Linked DNA regions of Mus musculus: all the other regions are linked to region 4. A link is a loop called in an ENCODE intact Hi-C map of the cell type or tissue named here. Cell type or tissue: left cerebral cortex. All regions are shown on one strand.

Evidence for each region. Peaks named below come from ENCODE experiments on the same cell type or tissue, not always from the same donor. Only the 100,000 strongest peaks of a DNase experiment are listed, where the experiment ranks them.
Region 1: a loop joins it to region 4, with 2.6 times the contacts of the local background. A loop is called at or near these places in 4 of 42 quality-filtered maps.
Region 2: it touches region 4 in a loop (2.8-fold over the local background); 4 of 42 quality-filtered maps call a loop at or near these places.
Region 3: it touches region 4 in a loop (3-fold over the local background); 4 of 42 quality-filtered maps call a loop at or near these places.

Annotation. Positions count from the first base shown.
Region 1 is chr16:16,927,204-16,932,203 of GRCm38, forward strand. Ppm1f (protein phosphatase 1F (PP2C domain containing)) reads left to right here. Exons shown (of 8, transcript NM_176833.4): 8 at 1-172. It also overlaps the pseudogene Gm46540. Among named protein-coding and RNA genes, the nearest start is that of Ppm1f, 33 kb to the left of the region's middle. In left cerebral cortex, no CTCF peak of the experiment used is centred here; DNase peaks (open chromatin) are centred at 1,977, 3,111, 3,298 and 3,886; H3K27ac peaks cover 4,597 bases.
Region 2 is chr16:17,274,137-17,279,136 of GRCm38, forward strand. Tmem191c (transmembrane protein 191C) reads left to right here and starts at 2,164. Exons shown (of 10, transcript NM_177473.3): 1 at 2,164-2,332; 2 at 2,498-2,621; 3 at 2,701-2,751; 4 at 2,826-2,903; 5 at 3,058-3,114; 6 at 3,206-3,265; 7 at 3,392-3,456; 8 at 3,533-3,605; 9 at 3,715-3,755; 10 at 3,836-4,525. The coding sequence starts at 2,178. The coding sequence ends at 4,040. In left cerebral cortex, a CTCF peak has its summit at 2,113 (motif pointing left); DNase peaks (open chromatin) are centred at 2,165, 2,514, 2,852 and 3,781; H3K4me3 peaks cover 2,974 bases; H3K27ac peaks cover 2,823 bases.
Region 3 is chr16:16,985,464-16,990,463 of GRCm38, forward strand. The region is part of intron 1 of Mapk1 (mitogen-activated protein kinase 1); the gene reads left to right. Among named protein-coding and RNA genes, the nearest start is that of Mapk1, 4.6 kb to the left of the region's middle. In left cerebral cortex, no CTCF peak of the experiment used is centred here; a DNase peak (open chromatin) is centred at 2,943; H3K4me3 peaks cover 1,197 bases.
Region 4 is chr16:17,066,562-17,071,561 of GRCm38, forward strand. Ypel1 (yippee like 1) reads left to right here and starts at 3,578. Exons shown (of 5, transcript NM_023249.6): 1 at 3,578-3,802. In left cerebral cortex, a CTCF peak has its summit at 3,022; DNase peaks (open chromatin) are centred at 3,073 and 3,582; H3K4me3 peaks cover 1,663 bases; H3K27ac peaks cover 889 bases.

The DNA of each region.
Region 1 (5,000 bases), 140 kb before region 4:
ATGTGGGCCTTGCCAAGGGTTATTTCAGGGGTCTTCCTGGGAGTCTTGTTCTAAGACACCGTGTTTCTTTAGTCTTAGGGACAACTCCCAAGGTGATGAGCTCATAGGACGTCTTCCCATGGGGCCCTGTACTGGTGTCAATAAACCATATATTCAAGATTCCTGAGTGCCACTTGGATCTCTTCCCTGTGCGTCTGTCTATAGTTAACATCTGTATCCCTGACAAAATACTCAACAGAAAAAGTATTTTAAAAGGTGTTCTAAGCTGGGCGTGGTGGCACACGCCTTTAATCCTAGCACTTGAGAGGCAGAGGCAGGTGGATTTCTGAGTTCGAGGCCAGCCTGGTCTAGAGTGAGTTCCAGGACAGCCAGGGCTACACAGAGAAACCCTGTCTTGAAAAACAAAACAACAACAACAAAAGGTGTTCTAGAGAGTTTAGCCCATGGTTGATCCCATGTGCTTGAGCAGGAACATGTGACAGACTTCATGGCTATCTACCGCAAAGCCAACCCAGGAAGAGTGAAAAGAAATGACCAGGGACCCACAGGATGTGATGAGCTTCCAAAAGCCAAGTCCTGCATACTGGTTTCCACAATTTCCCAAAATAGTGCCAACAACTTGGTACTTGGGACAAAGCATTGAAAACCTGAGACTTCATGAGACATTTTGGATTTGGGGTCCTCTTGGCATCCAGGGTATGTTTGGAAGCTGCTGAGGAGCTGGTCCTGGGTTAGGGTTAGGGAGACTGTCCATCCTACCAGCCATGGGGTCCAGAGGGGTAGTAAAGAGGGGTCAGGCCCCTGAGGAACCTAGCAGCATCTACAGTGCCTCTTCACAGCCTGAAATGCCTCAAGCATTTGGGCACTGAGCACAAGGTCCTCCAGTCAACAGTCAGCTGGGGCCACCTGTGGGCATAGACCCTCACAGTATTTCAAGGACCACTTGCATGGACACTAAAGCACCAGGCATTTCTTCTGCCTCCACCCTGCCCTCTGCCTGGCACTTGCCACATCCTGCATGCAGGGCCAAGGGCAGAAGCTCTCAGAAGATGGGATGCAGAGTGGGAAGCACAGCCCTAGGCCCCTGGTGAGTTTACTGAGCATCACTGCTGGCTCTGAGACAGGGTTGTGGGTGATTCCTTTTTCTTGTTCACATGTTCCCCTAAATTCTGTTTTCTTAATACAGCAAACATGCCTTTGTTTTCAGTCTCATTTTATTTCAGTAGAACAGGCAAATGTTAAAAATCCACATTTTGGGTTTATTATCTGGAAATACTCAAATAAATTAGTTACTTTCACATTGTTGTGACTAAAACCCTGACAAAATCAAGTGATAGAAGACAGTTCATTTTGGCTCACAGTCCGTCTGGGCAGGGAAGGCATGTCAGGAGTGTGAGGCCAACCCAGCAGCTCAGAAGAGCAGATCTCATCCACACAGGAAGCAGGAAAAGACCAGGAAGCAGGGCCAGCTATAAACCATCAAAGTCCACCCCCAGTGACCCACCACCACCACCCCTCCATTGTAACTCCTGAAGGTTCCATAACCTCAAACAGTGCCACCAGCTGAGGACCAAGTATTCAGATTTCTGGGGACATTTCATACTCAAGCCACAACACCAAATAATCTTAAAAAAAAAAAAAAAAAAACACTTAGGAATCTTCCTCTAGTTGGGCGTGGTGGCGCACGCCTTTTATCCCAGCACTTAGAAGGCAGAGGCAGGCGGACTTCTGAGTTCGAGGCCAGCCTGGTCTACAGAGTGAGTTCCAGGACAGCCAGGGCTATACAGAGAAACCCTGTCTCGAAAAACCAAAAAAAAAAAAAAAAAAAAAATCTTCCTCTAAAGGGAGTCATAAAGAGCTTAGGGTTGCTATGGAAACAAAGCTGCAGCACAGTGCTGTGCATCAGGATTTAAACACAGTTCTATAATTGAGCCAAGTTAAAAGGTGGTGTGTGCTAAGTCTAGAAACATGTTTACCAAGAGCAACTGACTTGTAGTGAGTATGCTTTAGGTTGGATGTGGTAGCACACACCTTTAATCACAGCACTAAGGAAGGCAGAGGTAGGGTGATCTCTTGAGTTTGAGGCTAACCTGATCTACAGAGAAATGCTGTCTTGAAAACCCAAAACTTAAAAGAAGAGGAGAAGGTGGTGGAAGAGGTAGGGTGGGAGGAGGAAGCAGCTGCTGCTACTGGTGAGAGGTCAGCTGGTAACATAAGAAATAATAAGACTCAGAGTGTCTGGATCCACAGTCCAGGTAGCTAAATCAGGGTATGAAGGACAGCATCTGAGGGGAGCCTGTTAGATAAGGCTCACTGTTGTAATGAAAAGCCTGCAACTATAGAGCCCTATGGCTAAGGAGACTGGTCCTTCAGGACTTGCCTTAACAGGTGAGGGACCTGCCTCAGAACAATTACAGCAAGTGGCCTTTAAGAGAGATCAGCTTGGATCCACTGAACTCCGAATTGGACTCTAGACCTGCAGCCCTCCATCCTCCACAGTGACTTCTGACTCAACTTCTGTGCCCTCACCCACCTTGGAGACAGCCAGTAGCTGTTAGAGTGGAATTTGCTCCCAAAGGTCTCAGTGCAATAAGCACATGCAGAGTCAAGTGGACTGGAGCCCCCAGTACACAAGAAACCACTCTTCAGGACAACTGAAAGCTGCCTCAGTACCCTTAAGGATTAATACATCATTTCAAGTCAAGATGACTGAGAATCAGCAGGAGAGGGTCTCAGTCCAGCCACGTAGCAGACATCATCCTGACATGGCACACAACTCCCAAGGGATAACAGGGCGTCCCACAAAAAGCCACCTACCAAATCTTCACCAAGAGTGGAAGATACATTGCCTGCAAAGTCTACATGGGCAATTCTTCAACCCGAGGAAGGGGCAATTTTCAGAGTCTCTAGTTTCTATCATTTGGTTTGTGATTCCTTCATGAAACAGGGGGAGGGGTTCAGGGGGAGAAGTAACAGGTAACAGCCTCTTCCTGAGCTTCCTTGGGAGCCTCAGAGAGCATTGAAGCTGCCTGCATGAAGCACAGCCTCAGAATGCTAGTGAGGATAGGATGGGCCATCCAAAACTAAGGATGTGTGAGATGCCAGAAGAAACCCTGTTACTGTGTGAACTGTCAAGTCAAGAAGTCTTCTGATAAACATCATTTCTGCTTTTTAAGTATCCTTAACTGATCCTGAGAACTAGGAGAGGCCTGTGTGCCTTCGGCTTGCTAGGGCTTACCATCCTAGCCCGGCTGCACTCCTTCCTCCCAAGCACAGGCTCAGCCCAGGCCCTGTCTACTCTGCCTTATGGGACCCCTCTCCTGTTCCCCAGCCTTGTCTGCTGTGTTCCTCTTAGCCCTTCCCCAGCACCCCCAGACTGGCCATCCCATTGCTGTTAGACTATATTTTATGGGATGCAACATAACCTGCTGCTGTTGGGTCTGGGGCAGTGGGGACAGGGTTTCCGGGGCTGCAGAGTGGCAGAACCAGGCAAGAGGCAAATAGAGTCTGTTTTTTTTTTTTTTTAATTTGTCCTTTCACAATTTCACTCATGTACACAATGCATACCCTCCTACAACCCACCCTCTCACATCTCCCTACAACCTATAAACCATTCCTCTCCCCTACAAATATCTTTTCGCTGACTAGTGGGCTGATGCCTACCCTGTCCCCAGCACTCCCTGCCCCCAGGGGACACAGCTGCCCACTAGGCAACAAGCCCAGAAGAAGATAGTGCCAGCATGCAAATCTGGGGGTTTCTGATCAGGCCCTGCCCCTGCTGCCCACGCATCCATCTGTCTTCCCCTCCCCACACCCACACAACTCCTCCAGAGCCCCTGGCAGAACCTCCTTAAGTATATGCTGCCTTGCTGTTCCTGATGAGTCGACTCGTGTATCTGAATCTCCAGATGGTGGTTTGCATTCCCCCTGTCCTCCAACTGCATGTAGCTTGACACACTCACTCAGAGCCACCAGATGGGAGTGGGGGAGGCAAGAAGGACAAGTGAGGTGTGACGGGTAGATGGGTGTAGTGGAGGCAATTCATCCAAAGGACTGAGCTACCAGGATAGAGCAGGGTATGTGTTAGACTCTACCAGGAGGGAAACAAGCTAAAGCTAATAGAAAGAGTGGGGGCCATGGTGTGCTGGGGAGAGGAGGGGAGAGGCGTTATGTCCATCAAACAAGAGTTTCCTCCTGAGGAAGGGAACCTGAAAACCAGGTCTCCCAGGCTGGGTCTAGAATGTAGCAGAGCCAGAAAAAGAGGCAGAAATCCTGATTAGCAAGCTGTTATCTGATTTGACCACAGATCTCCACACTGGAGTCCTACATCTCAGCCTTATTAACTTGTCTGGGACCTGGATGGGCTCTAAGCTAATCAAAGATAGGTCAAAGAGGACTTCAGATGGGCCCCAGCACTTGGGAGGCCAAAAAAGAGAGCTGCTTAGCCTGGGCTATATTGGGAGACCTTGTCTCAAAAAAATCAAAACAAGAGGCTAGGGAGATAGCTCCCTTGGTAAAGTGTTTGCCTTGCCTAGGGATTGAGTTCAGACCCTAGAAGCTATGTTTTTAAAAAGCCAGACTTGATGGTGTATGGGGACTCAGACAGGAGGAATTCTTGGGGCCCTTCAGCTACCCAGCTATATTACAATTCTCTGGGAGAATAGAAGCAATGGTTGGATATATATTAAAAAGAGACTTACTAGACTAATGTATAACATGCAATCTAGGTAGTTCAACAATGGCTATGTCACGCCAAAAATGGTCAAGAATCTGGTAGTTTGTCATCCGAGGGTTGGTAGGCTGACAGCTACCAGTCTTCAGTCTGCATTAGAAGTCTTAAAAAGCTTGTTCTGATATCAGTGAGTTCAGCAGTTGCAGCAACAGAACAGATGAGTTTGCCAGCAAGAATGAAGGCAGACAGGCAAAAAGCAAGCTTCCTTCTTTTATCTCCCTTCTAAGTTTCCATCCACATTTAGTATGAGTCTTACTTTTTTTTTGGG
Region 2 (5,000 bases), 210 kb after region 4:
TTTGCAGCAGGATTCCTGCCCCAGGCTATCTAATGAAGCTGTAATGGTTTATTACAGCATCCAGAAAGTATGTCCTCTAAATTATGGAATAAATTAGCTTCTTAAAATCTTTAGAGAGATTATATCACCACAGAGTGTGAAAAGGTCCAGTGTGCAGTTAGGAGCACTTGTTGCTCTTCCAGAGCACTGACTTTAGTTCCCATCACCCACATAGGTGGCTCACAACTGCTGGAATTCCAGCTTCAAGGGATCTGATGGACTGCTGAGGCATTTGCACAGATGTGGTATACACACACACACACACACACACACACACACACACACACACACACAGAGAGAGAGAGAGAGAGAAATAAATTGAAGAAAATGATTAAGCAGGTTCCTAGGGAAGTAAGGGGTTGTGTCAAGACCAGCCTGGCTGCAGAATGAGACCCCTTGAGCTAACAGAACCCCTAGATCACAAAACTACATCCCTCCTTTTCTTACTCATACCACACAAGCCCAATCAAAGGTTCTCTAGAGCTGAAACCATGGAGAAAAGAGACCATCAGGCCACCCTAGCACCCAGGTCCTCCCAGGTCCTTCAGCACCACTCAGCACGGCACTATGCTAGGGAAAATCCAGCCACTGAGACCACGACAAAGTTTCATAGCACATGGGGGAGAAAAACATTAAAAATTTTAATTTTAAATGTTTTTCTCAAGCCGGGCACGGTGGCGCATGCCTTTAATCCCAGCACTTGGGAGGCAGAGGCAGGCAGATTTCTGAGTTCAAGGCCAGCCTGGTCTACAAAAGTGAGTTCCAGGACAGCCAGGGCTACACAGAGAAACCCTGTCTCGAAAAAACAACAGCAACAAAAAAATGTTTTTCTCAAAAGTTTAGCACTCCCTGCTTGGTCACTCAGAATCTAAGGTGAGGCACACCTGGTTTAGCCTGTAGTTACAGTAGTTACAGCTACTGTGGCTCTTAAGATTTATTTATTTTTATTTATTATTATTATTATTTTTTTTTTGAGACAGGATTTCTCTGTATAGCCCTGGCTGTCCTGGAACTCACTCTGTAGACCAGGCTGGCCTCGAACTCAGAAATGCGCCTGCCTCTGCCTCCCGAGTGCTGGGATTAAAGGCGTGTGCCACCACCGCCTGGCTAATTTATTTATTTTTAAAGACTTATTTATTTTTATTTATATGAGTACATTGTCACTGTCTTGAGGGCATCAGATCCCATTACAAATGGTTGTGAGCCACTATGTGATTTCTGGGAATTGAACTTATGACCTCTAGAAGAGCAGTCAATACTCTTAACCGCTGAGCCATGTCTTCAGTCCTTCTTTAAAAAAAAAAAAAAAAAAAAAGATTACACACACACATACACACACACTCACACACTATAGCTGTCTTCAGACACACCGGAAGAGGGTATCAGATCCCATTATAGATGGTTGTGGATCACCATGTGGTTGCTGGAAATTGAACTCAGAACCTCTGGAAGAGCAGTCAGTGCTCTTAACCATTGAGCCATCTCTCAAACCCTCTCATTTTTTCTTTCTTTTTTTCTTTGGTTTTTGTTTGTTTGTTTGTTTTTTCGAGACAGGGTTTCTCTGTGTAGCCCTGGCTGTCCTGGAACTCAGGCTGTAGACTAGGCTGGCCTTGAACTCAGAAATCCGCCTGCCTCTGCCTCCCAAGTGCTGGGATTAAAGGCGTGGGCCACCACACCCGGCCCTCATTTTCTTTTGAGTCAGGGTCTTGTTTAGACCTCTAGGCTGACCTTGAACTCTAGGTGATCTTGCCTCAGCCTCTAGTATTTTGGGATTACAAGGTACGGACCATCAAGTCTGGTCCTTCCTTAGAACTTTAGTAACTTTTTACCAATCAGATCTGGACTGTGATATTTTTGTTTTTTGTTTTGTTTTTCTTTTTTTTGAGACAGGTCCGCATGTAGCCTTGGCTAATTTCAAACTCCGTATGTAGCAAAGGATGACCTTGAACTCCTGATCTTCGTGCCCTCACACCTCCAAGAGATAGAATTACAGATGTGGGCAACCAAGCCCGGCTTTGTATACCTGAATTGGTCGGGCGTGATCCGTCTCGGTTGGGTTCGGGCGCCCTCTGCTGCCTATTGTGACGCGGGCCACCAAGTTACCCAGGCGGTGGAGGTCGGGGCGGAGCTCTGGAGCCATGACTGAGCCGCAGGAGCAGCTGCTGCAGCTGCAGAAGGACAACCGAGATGGCCGCCTGCGGAAGCAGGAGCTAGAAGAGCTGGTGCGTGGGCTGGAAGCCGAGAGCGAGAGCCTCACCGGGCGCCTGGAGGAGCTGCGGGAGCGCGAGCGCAGGTGCGAGGGCACCGAGGCCCCGGCAGGCTTGTTGGCAGTCTCGCTCCAGGCAGTGGGACCCTAGTCTGGAACTCTCAGGCTGGTGGCGGCTCCTTCCCAAAATATCTTGCTCCCTGGTTTTATCCCAGACCAATTCTCCGCCCCCTCTCCCCCTCCCCCGTGTAGCCTGCAGCGGAGACGAAGTCAAGCATCACGAGCCATTCGAGGCGAGGCATGTGAGGCGGCACGGGAGCGTGCGGAGCGGGCTCGTGGGCTGCTGGAGGCGGCGGAGCAGCACCGGCAGGACCTGGTGCGGGCAAGAGCAAGAGGCGGCTCCCGGGGTGGCTAGGCTGGAGGAGGGGCCTAGACAGCCTGGACCCTGTTCGCAGGAGCAACACAATCGGAAGCTGCAGGAACAGTGGGAGGAACTGTCCAGTCAGGTACGTGCAGTGTCTCAGATCATGCCCTAGTCCCCAAGATCCTTGAGCCAGGCACTCACGAGTTCGGTCCCCAGCTTTTCTACTATGGAGGGGAGCAGCTAAGTCAACAGCGAGCGGAGCAGCAACTAGGGAACCAGCTTGTGGCGCTGCAGGTACTTGGGCGGGGCTGTGGGCGGAGTATGGCTGTGGGCAGGGTTATGTGCATTTGTGGGCAGAGTATCAGCCTTCAAGGCCGGGGACCGAGCCTCGAGGCCCAGTGGTGTGCGAGGACTTCAGGTTCTTGACATCACTTGAATCCTCCCGAAGAAACATCTGGAGCTGGCGGAGGCCAAATTCAGCATGCAGGCAGAGGACCTGCGGCAGGTGCGAATGGCGCTGGACTCTGGGGGGGGGGGGGAAGGCGTGTGGGGAGGGCCTGTCATTGCGATGCTCATACCAAGCCCCTGGCTTCTAGGGTGCGCAGCGGACAGAAGAGGCCTGGGCCAGCTTCCAGGAGCAGAGTGGAGTCCTGCAGGTGTGACCCCTCGTTTCTGACAGCGGTTCTCTTTCGAATGCCCTGCGGCCTCGACTCTTTCTTCCTTACTCTCTGACTCGCGATGTAGCGCATCCTCTGCCCTGAATCCCTATTGCCATCCTTCAGGAGCTGCAGGGGAAAGTGATGGAGGCAGCAGCTGCGCTGGAGGCTACGCGCGGTGGCTCGGAACCGTAAGAATTGGGACTTGGAGGGCGTCGGAAGGTGCTAGGCCCAGCCTGGTGGCTCATCTCCGCGCCTGTCCTGCAGGTGGAACTCAGAGCCTCGTCCGGTGCAGGACTGCGCGGGCTCACTCATGGAGGAGGTGGCCAGGGCTGACTGCGTGAGCGTGGGCTGGGAAGCGCGGGCTGAAGCTGGTACCTGCCCACTAGATTTGGCTAGAGCCTAGCGGCTGCCCAGGCAAAAAACTGGATACAGCCCTTTCTCTGCAGGAAAAGCGACTGTTCGGTGGTACAGGCGCGGGAAGCCTCAGGTGAGTGGCTAGTGGGGGTTGGGCGGTCCGGGTTCCGGGTCCCAGAGCCACCACCCACCTGTCCGTTGGTGGTTCTGCAGGCTGTGGGCGCTGAGCGCACTGCAGACGTTGCTGCTGCTCCCGCTGGGTTTCCTGGTGCTGCCGCTGATTTACGTGGTGCTGGCGAAGCCTGACGCCGTTGGCCCGGGGCTCCAGAGTCTCGGCTCTGACGCGGTCTTCCGCCGGCTGCGCTACACGCTGTCGCCTTTACTTGAGCTGCGTGCGCGCGGATTGCTGCCTGCCTAGAGTGCATCATGTCGGCTTTGGCCGCTTGTACCTCTGTCTCCTTTGTGTTTTCTGGGTGCCTGCTTATATGAAAAGGGTGGGGGTGAAGTTCGTCTGTTCCGATATCACCTGAGTGCAGGGGTGCCTGTCTGTGGCGGGGCTGCTTGTGTCCAGGCCGCAGCCTGACCCCTCTAGGGGGCTCTTCTGAACCTGAGCTTTGGGTAGGATGGGTGTGGGTGCTGGCCTGTCGGGTCCCCTCCGTAGTGGGTGGATTATTTTCCCTGGATGCGGATGCACAGTTACTCCAGATCTACTTCAACGTTGGGGTTCCCTCTTGGGCAGGTTCGAGTTCGCCATACCTCCCTCACAGCATCTGAACACACCGGGTAGTGTATGCTTGCCACCGTGGGCTTTGTGGGGAACATGCAGTAGATAAGGATTGCCCTGCTGAGTGGAAATTAATCTGGGTTGAATTTCCAATAAACTCTAGACTACTTGTTTATTTATAGGTGTGTGGGGTTTCATCCCAGCTTTGAACTCACTATACAGCTGAGTGACCTTGACCTACCTCCCTGCTCCTGAGTGGATTATAGGCATGAGCCACCAGGGATGGTTTATTCTGTTCTGGGGATTGAACTCAGCTCAGCACTTGTGAATGCTAAGCTATAACCACAGCATTTAAACAATTACAGCTTTTTCTGTTAAGTTCATTGGAGACTCCCTTAACGGCCTAACAGAGTGGTCTGTAAAGTACCTTGGAATGGTCTGTTTAACTTGGAGAAAGCACCTGATGTGGTTTAGGTTCTGTAGCGTGCAGCGACCTATCAGTTGTATGCACTGGTGTCTCTCACTGCCTTGCAAACATAAGGTCCTGTGTCTGACCCTAAGAACCTATGTAAAAAGGCTGGATGTGGTGGTAATGTCAGTGACCCCTTGTTGGAGAGGTAGAGACAAGTGTGAATTAGTGAGCTCCAGCTAATG
Region 3 (5,000 bases), 81 kb before region 4:
CAGTTCCAGAAGATGAGATGTTCTCATAGAGATGCATTCAAGCGAAACATTCATATGCATAAAATAAAGTTAATTCATTTTTTTAAGACAGGGTTTCTCTGTGTTGTTGCCCTGGCTGTCCTGGAACTCAGTTTTTAGACTAGGCTGGCACCTGCCTCTGCCTTCCACCTGGCACCTACAAATTTTAATTTTAAGAAAAATGCAGATGTAATTGGAATTTAAATCCTAACATCAGCCTTTTATCTCCAGATTGATAACATATCTTAGGTATCTTAGTATTTATTTAATAGTCTTAATTGTATGTCATTAGCATCTCATCAATGTTGAGTTTATGGCAGCTTCTTAAGTATCTACTTGAATAGTTGTGATCTTTAAAAAGTTGGAGAGATGGCATAGTGGTTGAATATCATCTGCTGCTTTTGCAGGACCTAAGCTCAGATTCCTGCATCTACATTAGATGACACTCCTACCCAACCCCTGGCTTCCAAGGGCATCTACACTCACGTGGTGCATAGAAAACTCACTAGGGGACACACACTAAAAACTGAATTTAAGAATAACTCTTTTAAAAAGATTATTTAAGGGATTTTAAGCTGTTCTTTAGCAAGATTTCCCTAAAACAGTTCTCCGGGAATAGTGCCTATCTGTTCAAGTTCCCTTCCTAGTCATTATGTAGAAGACAAAAAGATAAAATGTGGGGGTGGGGTGCAGGATAGATATAGCTCAGCAGTTGAGAGCTCCAACCAAAATTCAGTTCCTAATAGCCAGTAACTCCAAGTAATCTTGATGCCTCCGACCTCTTATGGGTGTCTCTGTGTGTATGCACATATATGGGTGTATGTGAGTACACATAATTAAAATTAAAATGTTTTTAAAAGAAGACTGAGTTTTGAGTTGGGCATTTAAATGTGGGTGTGATTTTGATAGACAGATAATAGGAACAGGTAACAGCTTGAGCTGTTGAGTCTAATCTTAGAAAAGTATTGAGGTAAAACACTGTAGAGGACTCCATAAGAAAAGTCGGTGGGAAAGAACGCATTGATGTATTTGAGAGTCATAGGCAAATTTTAAGTATGGTGGTGATACAGCAATCAGGCCGTTGTAGCCATCTCAAGGTGCAGTAATTCATTTCCAGTGGAGATGAGGAATCTTGAGCAAACAGAACCAGTCATAAGAGGTCTTGTGGAAAGTCACAAGAGATAGAATGAAGACAAGGTTAGTTATAAGGTGAGAAGCCAAGAAAGGTGGGTTTAGGTTTGAAGATTGCTGAGCTAAAATGAGAAGGTGTAGGACTGGTGCCATAATCCAAGAGAGGGGATACTGAAGGCAGAGTGGGTTTACCATGGAGAGAGAGATGGCTCTGTCAGTTTGTGGTGTTTGTAGCAGAGGCTGGAGAGGTGGCTCAGCATTAAGAGCATTTGTTCTTGCAGATGGCTTGGGTTCAGTGGTAGCTTGCAACTGCCCTTAACCCTGGTTCCAGGAAATCTGACATCCTCTGGCTCCACAGGCACATGAATGCACAAACATAAGCAGGTAAAACATACAAAAAAGAAAATCTTAAAGAAAGAAAGAAGCCTTTCTATATAGTGGGTAACAGTTAAAATCTTGGGTGGAGGAGTACAGATTGTTATTTGAGGCACTGGTTTCTTAAAATTGTAAAGTGCATGTTCAACATCTTTTTGGTATAATAGTTAGGAGATTTTTTTTCAGAAGGGTTCATGATCCCCAGTATGGTTAAGAGCCATGACAGAACAGGAGGAATAAAAGCATCACTGGCAAAGAAGAGAAACCTGAGAACTGCTGAGATGTGTAGAAGAATGGCAAACGTCAGAACAAAGAAATGGAGTTGTGTGCTAGGTTGTCTACTAAGATAACTGTTTTAAAGAAGGTCTTTAAAAAACCAGTAGTGTATTTTTGTGTGTGTGTGTGTGTGTGTGTGTGTGTGTGTGTGTCTTTCTGACTGTCCTTGAAGGCCACAAGCATTTGTGAGTCACTTGATGCTGGTACTGGAAACTGAGCTGGAGTTCTCTGCAAGAACAGCAAGCACCCTCAAACCCTGAGCTATCCCTCCAGCCCTGGATGAATCTCATTTTGAAATACTGTGTTTCTGAATGTGACGGAGGGGTTGGGAGATTTAAGGTCAGGCTATTGGAAGGGGTGAGAGGCACTCTGAGAAGTAAAGGGTATAGGGTATCTGCCTGTAGGTATGGGGAGGCCAGGAACTGTGCGGAAGGGAACCAGGAAACCAAGACTTGATATTGTCACAGGAACTCAGGAACTCAAGGACCTGGTAGTCATTAAAAGGTTACTACAGGGAGCAAGAGCATGTAGTTGAAGACAAGCTATTATATTCTTCACTCTTTTTTTTTTTTTTTTTTTTAAAGATTTATTTATTTATTCTATGTAAGTACACTGTAGCTGTCTTCAGACACTCCAGAAGAGGGCGCTAGATCTCGTTACGGATGGTTGTGAGCCACCATGTGGTTGCTGGGATTTGAACTCTGGACCTTTGGAAGAGCAGTCGGGTGCTCTTACCTGCTGAGCCATCTCACCAGCCCCCTATATTCTTCACTCTTAATAAAAAGATGATTCCTGTCAGATTCTATTATGTTCTTTTTCCCTGATAGTGCAGTATTCCATGCTTTTAAGATTTTGTGATTGAAGCATTCATATCTGTGTCACTTACTTTGCACTTTAAGAAGTATGCATCATCTAACCCTCAAGCTACTGCAAAACTGACTAGCTTTTCTTTTGTTCTTTCCCGGGACGTGATTGAGAGCATTTAGGTGGCTTACTCTAGGACATGGTTAGAAGTGTGAGTCAGCAGGACATGACAGTACCAGGAGTATAACTCCGTGGAAGAGGGCTTGGGCCTGGTACGTGTGAGGGAACCTATCCTGTCTGATCTGTAAGTGCCATTCACAAGACTTTAGAGTTGAGGTGGGGGCACTGCGTAGCTCAGTGTGGTGCTTTCTTAGCACTCTCTGGGGCTCATCTCCAGTGTTGAAAACAAGCAGGGAGGGAAGGTGAAGGTGAGAAATGACAGCTTAAGTTACAAAACATTATGTTCTCTTGCATCTCATTTTTGCCTTCCTTAAAACTCTTCATATAAACCACCAGGCGTGGTGGCGCACACCTTTAATTCTCAGCGCTCGGGAGGCAGAGGCAGGCGGATTTCTAAGTTCGAGGCCAGCCTGGTCTACAGAGTTCCAGGACAGCCAGGGCTACACAGAGAAACCCTGTCTCGAAAAACCAAACAAACAAAAGAGCAACTCTTCCTATAAAGTCATTTGCTCAGAAAGAGCTTCTCACGCACAGAATTTACTTGGTTCTTGCATGGTGGTGACTTTGTCTGAATAGGATATACTTAGGCAAAAACACAGACTGCCAGTGCTGTACAGGAACAATGCTGGGTGATAGAAGACTGTCTTTATAAGGCCTTGTGGATGTTTAAGCTCATTATTAAAGTATGAGTATTTTACCTTTAAAAGTGGTTTTGAGGCAGAGAGAAATAATACATGCAAAGGCACGGGACCATGAAAACAGCACATGTGGTCAGGAAAACCACAGATGGGATTGCTAGAGTAAAGGACACTTTCGGGGGAGAGGCTGTGGTTATGACAGCCGGGAGATTGGACGTGGTATTATAGAAGACTAGAGAATCGAGGGATGGCCCTGTTTTCACAGTTAGAGAATGTGTGGGTTTGCCTGCTCTGTCTGCTCCTGCCTTTACTTGTGTTTTGTGTGTTTTGAGAAAGGGTCTAGCAGCTCAAGCTGGCCATTGACCCACTGTGTGACTCAGGCACAAATGCTGGGATAATAGGGTATGCCACCACACCCAGATTAGAAATCAGAAACTCAGACATAGTTGCTAAACTAACAAGTCAGAGATTGTATTTAGAGCCTAAAAAGCATGAGGAGGCTGCTCACAAAAACATCAGAAATGTAGTGTTTCTGACAACGAGGTAGTTAGCTGTAACTTACCCTGTTACATGAATTTGCTTGGCATGATTGTTACATGATTATTTTCAGTTCTCAGGTATTATGAAGGTTCTTGTGAAAAGCATCCGGATTTCCCAGGCAACCATATGTACTTATTAATTAAAAAGAGTTGAAGCTGAGCAGGGTAAACTATCCTTTAATCAAGCACTGGGAGGCAGAGGCAGGCAGGTCTCTGAGTTCAAGGCCTAGCTTTGTCTACATACTGAGACCTTGTCTCAAAAAACAATTGAGGGAAAAAAAGAGACAATAAAAACAATATAAGAAAAACAAACAAGAAACAAAAAACCCCTAAAGACAGTTGAAGGCTGAGAAGATGGCTGGTGGGTAAAGGGTAAAAGTTTCTTGCAAATTTGGTAACGCTAATGTGAATTGAGACCTTTGGAATCCATGTAAAAGCTGTGTAAAAATTCATGGTAGCATGTGTTTGGAATTATAGCACCCCTGAACATCAAGTTAGGAGGTGGGGACAAAAGATTACCTTGGAAGCTCATGGGCTAGCTAGCCTGGAGTATCCAGCAAATGACAAACAAAAGACCTTGATTGAAATAAGGTGGAGGGCCAGGACCAGTCAGCCCTTGAGGTCCTCTGACCTCCACATTTGTGTCCTCACACAGATACAGAAATAAGTATTTGAAAACATTTCTTTCCCCGAATACTACTTGCTGTGCAACCTTAGAATGGTCTGTGTGCCTTTGCTTTTATTCCTTTTCACTTTGGAATGTTCCACTAGTAAAGACTGACAGCCTGACCTTTGAAATGGCCCACTCTGTGTGAGGAGAAAGATGCAAGGAGGGTTCTGACGTGAGGCTTTATGGAATGTGAGCAGAACCACTAGAGAAAGTTACAAACAACAAAGTGAAAGGTTCCTTGTTGACAAAGAAAATTGAAAGGATTGTGTTCTGTCTGGGGTTTTCAAACTGTCACCTTTCCAAGGGCCGACAGAGCCTTCACGTACGGGAAACCTTATGAACAAAACCTTACGGATGACAGTCCTCCTT
Region 4 (5,000 bases):
TTCTCTGTATAGCCATGGCTGTCCTGGAACTCACTTTGTAGACCAGGCTGGCCTTGAACTCAGAAATCCGCCTGCCTCTGCCTCCCGAGTGCTGGGATTAAAGGCGTGCCACCACGCCTGGCTATGCCAGTCTTATAATGAGGGCTTTGGTTTGATTTTCTGCACCTTGAGCTCTGTGGCTGCTGGAGATAAGATTCTCTTCCAGGGCACACTCAGAAACCTTTAGCCTGTGTATGCACATCTGGGGGTGGTCAGTTTTAATCACTGAGTACATTGTTGTCCTTCGCTGTATTCTGGAATGCTAGAAGTTGGTTACTTAACTTTAACAGAGCTTATTCTTTCTCTTTGCCCGTTTATCCAGAGATGCTAGGGCAACCAAGCATCATCATTTTCCTTATTTTTTCCCAAACTGTCAAAAGTTTTCTGTACAGAGTCATCATAATTGGTGGATCAGAATAATGAGATAAACTTATCTTCTTCGGTTTGTAATATAATTTACACCACTGGCTTTCCGTACTCTCCGAGCGTCTAGGAGAGGCTTCAGTAACTCTAGGTGTTGGCAAATTGGAAAGCCTATTTCAGATACTTAAAAAATTCACCCTTATACTTCTGTTGCTCTAGAACCACTTCTGCAAGGCGGTGCCTTCTGACTATGGTAGGGACCCTCATGAACTGACAGCAGCTGTGGCTCCTGCTCAAAACCAAACCATGCAATGTTCCAGCATGGATTGCAGAGATGCTTAGGAGGCCACCTGTAACCATGGAGTTTGGGGCCACAGAGGAAGGAGTCGTTTTCAGCAGTGTGGCCCTTGGTAGGTGGACCATGTGCCACTGACTGGCCCTATCCCCAGGCCATACAGGCATTAGGAACTAAACTGAAGGGTGTTATAAGAAGAGGAAGTCCAGCCTGGGCTAGGGGGTGGTATGATTTAAATACACTGTACCCTGTTTTGTTTTAAAAAGCAAGTTCTAAATCAGCAGTGGTGGCACAGGAGTTTAATCCCAACACTCAGGAGACAGAGCCTGGTGGATCTCTGTGACTTCCAGGCCAGCATAGTCTACAGAGCTGTGTCCCGTACAGCCAGGGCTACGTAGAGAAACCCTGTCTCAAAAACCAAACAAAAATAGCAAGGTATAGAGGAGATATCTGTACACTCATGTGCCACATTATTCACAGCAGCCAGATAGGGAAATGCATCCTCAGAAACCACAGACTGATAAGTGGGTCTATTGGCAACAGAATATTATACCTCCCTCAAGAGGAAACAAATTCTAACCCATGCATGGATGAGCCTTGGATATTAACACATGAAATGAAGTAAGTCACAAAAGGACAGACACTGTGACCCCATTGTAGGAGACACCTAATGTTGGCTGATTCATGCACAAAGATTGCCAGGGGCCGGGACCATATTGTGTAACAGAGTCAGAGTTTTAGTTTACATTTCAATCTTGTCAAAATTAGGGTTTAGTTTTTTCTTTTTCTTTTTTAAAGAAATAGTGTTTTTAACTTAGCAAAACCAACAGGGACTTATAGTCATCTAAGATAAAAGAAACTTGGAAATTCGTAAGGAAATAGAACTCATGAAAAAGAAGGAAAAGCCTGGAGTCTGGATACGTGACTTTTGGTTTTTTGAGACAGGGTTTCTCTGTGTAGCCCTGGCTGTCCTGGAACTCACTCTGTGACCAAGCTGGCCTCGAACTCAGAAATTCACCTGCCTCTGCCTCCCAAGTGCTGGGATTAAAGGCATGTGCCTCCACCTGATGTGCTAAAGTCTCTCAGTAGTCAGAGCACCCAGAGTGACTGGGCTGTGGCTCCTTGTGTGTAGTCTAGCAGAGTGTGCCAAGGCTCTGTGCTCAGTCTCAGCATCAAATGCACCAGGTGTGCACACCTGTAATCCCAGCAGGCTGCACAATTAGAATCTCAAGGTTAAATATGTCACCTCCAGCCACATACAGACTGAAACTGAAGGGGTACAGAGGTTTCCATGAGCTTTAAAAGGATGGCAGCTCTTTTTCCTAAAGCAGGGTCTCTCTCCTACATAGCTCTTGATGACCTGAAACTTGGTATGTAGACCAGGCTGGCTTTGAACTCACAGAGACCCACCTGTCTCTGTCTCCCACCCCCAAGCACTACAATTAAAAGCATGCACCACTGCTCCCAGCAGACAGAAAAAATGTTGAAGATCAAATGATACATGTTCTCTCTCAAAGCAGATTCTAGCTGCTTGAAATGTTTGGATTTGTGTGTTTTTCCTGGAGTGCTTCCAGAAGTCAGGACGCTGGAAAAGGGCACTGGAGTATCCATGATATGAACAGGTAGGTGTTAGAAGTGGGATGGGTAGGAAAGGAAGGCTGGAGGAGGCCTAACCAATGCTAAGGAAATAGGAAAATGCCGTATATAAACCTACTATTTTCTAAGCTATTAAAAAAAACACATTTTTTAAAAGATTTATTTATTTCATGTATGTGAATACACTGTCGCTGTCTTCAGACACACCAGAAGAGGGCATCAGATCCCGTTACAGATGGTTGTGAGCAATCCATGTGGTTGCTGGGAGTTGAAATCAGGACCTCTGGAAGAGCAGTCAGTGCTATTAACTGCTGAGCCATCTCTCCCGCTTAAATTCTTTAAAAATAGAAGAGTCAGCCAGATGGTTCAGTGAGTGAGGGTGCCGCTATCAAGCCTGCTGACCTGAGTTCAAATCCAGGATCAATATGGTAGGTGAGAAGCAGAGCTAACCTCTGGTGCACAGGCATGTGCTTATTCACACAATAAGCTTAAAATATAAAGTTCAAGATCATGTTTGAGCTACATAGTTGAGGCCAGCTTGAATTACAGAATTACAGAGATCATATTCTAAAAGCCAAAAAAACATGAGACTCCCTAGCTAGGACGAATACAAAAATAGAGTAATCAGTCACTTGGGAGACTCACTAAGTAAATGGCAACTCAAAGGGCCCACAATCTAATCAATTAGGGGTATCCTCAATACAATAAATCCTAACAAGCACACTCTAGAGGGCGCAAATACGTCCTGCAATGTGTACATTCACCCTCAGCAGTGTGCTTTGAAAAATCGATCTAAAGAGACTAAGAAAAAAATAACAGAAGAAGCGCAGATGTGGGCATGGAGACTGGGTGATACTGCCTGTGTTTTGTGGGTAGGAAATCTAATCTGGGGTTCCATAATTCAAGTCCACGCAGACCTGGAGGCTCTTGGATGGCGACTTGGAGAGTGGAGAAAGGGTGGTCAGTATGGAGAGAGGGAAGAAGCTTGCGCTCTAGGGACCCAGCTGCAGAGGTCCTCCTGCCTGCAGCCTGAGGCGCAAACCTGTGGAAAATCTCGGTCCTTTGGCCTTCCAGGACCCTACCTCCCCACCGGCCCCGCGACCTGCCGGTTCGCCTGGGTTCCTCGTCAGGCCAGCCCACCGGACTCCTGGCGAGCTCCACCCGGACACGTTCCAGCCCAGTCCCCCGAGCGCAGCGGGGCGCGGGTGGACGCGTGGGGCAGGGCGAGGGGCGGGGAGCGTGGAGGGGCGGAGCGGCGGGAACGCGAGGGCGGGGCTCGGACACTGATTGGGCATCGCCACGTTCCGAGGCCGTTTATGGCGGCTGGGCTGGGCTACGGGTCCAAAACAAAGGGCAGGCGGCCCGCGAGGCGGCGGCAGGAGGATGCCTCGCGCCCGGAGTGGGCGCCAACGGCCGGAGCGCGTCCCGGGTCACACCGGGACCGCCTGAAAACCGAGCTCGCGCCGACCGAGCCTGGGCCGGATGGGCGCAGCGGACCGCGGAGCGGCCGTGAGTACGGGCGGGCCTCAGGGGTTCTCTGCGGAGACCTGAGGATCTCCGGCTCCGGGAGGCGGGGAAGCACCTGTTGGGCGCGGGCGGGCCGGGCGGGAGTGCGGAGGATGCGTTGACTTTTTGTTCTGATGTTCCGAACTGTTGGTATTTGGGTCATTAGAAGACAACGCAAAATCCCGGTCTTTCTTTCTTTCTTTTTTCTTCGCCCCCCCCCCCCCATTGTTTTTTCCCCTACCTTAAAAAATGGGGAAAGAAATAAATACAGAAGATACCTCCAATAAAAGAATATTATGGGGTGGCATTTTCAAGTTGCCTGTACAATAATAACTAAAGGGAATTGTCCTCATTGTTTACCACTTGTGGCTCTAGGCTTTATCAATGTAAATTGCTAACAGTAGCAACTAAATAAGATATTCTCTACTCAATAACTGCACAAATGGTCATCTTCGATCGTGTACTGAGCTCCAGGATAGAAAGCCGGCAGAATTCTGTTTTGGATAGATAATAGACGTTGAAAACATCATTTTTCAGCCCAAGGTCTTTCTAATTCAGTTGCCTTATAAGTATCCACAATGTATTCACCTTAACTAATGTATCTTGTCAAAGAATTGACCATACTCCTCCTCGCTCCGCTGAAGTTCCAAGACCAGGCTCACCTCCTCTGGGGAACTTCTCCAGGCCCCTCTGAGTAAGCCACCCTCACCCATCACCCAGGGCCCTTTACCTCTGCTGTGTTCTGGTAGATGTGTTAACAAATGTTTGCTGAGTACCCGTCTCCCTCTCCCCTAGGGGCTGGTCCAGTGGGTGTCTGTGTGCATGTGTATGGTGGGGTACAAATAAATAAACACACACACACATGTATATTCACCGTGTGTGTGCCTGGTATCTAGAGAAGCCAGAAGAGGGCATCGGATCCCCTAGAGCCGAAGTTATGGATCCTCCACAAGAGCAGCAGGTGCTAAAGGATGTCAGCCCATCTCTCCAGCCATACTGTGGGCTCTTAAAAAAGTCAGGGGTGCTGTATTTGAAGAGTTTTGCTACCAGGATCCCTAGGTCTATGTGTTCCTAGCCAAGGGACTATGTGGTTAGCATGTCTTCTTAGGGATTAGACCAAAATCTTGACTTACCACAGATATATAGCAGCCCAGGGGCTGGCCCATATGAAACACTAAAAATACATACATACATACAGACA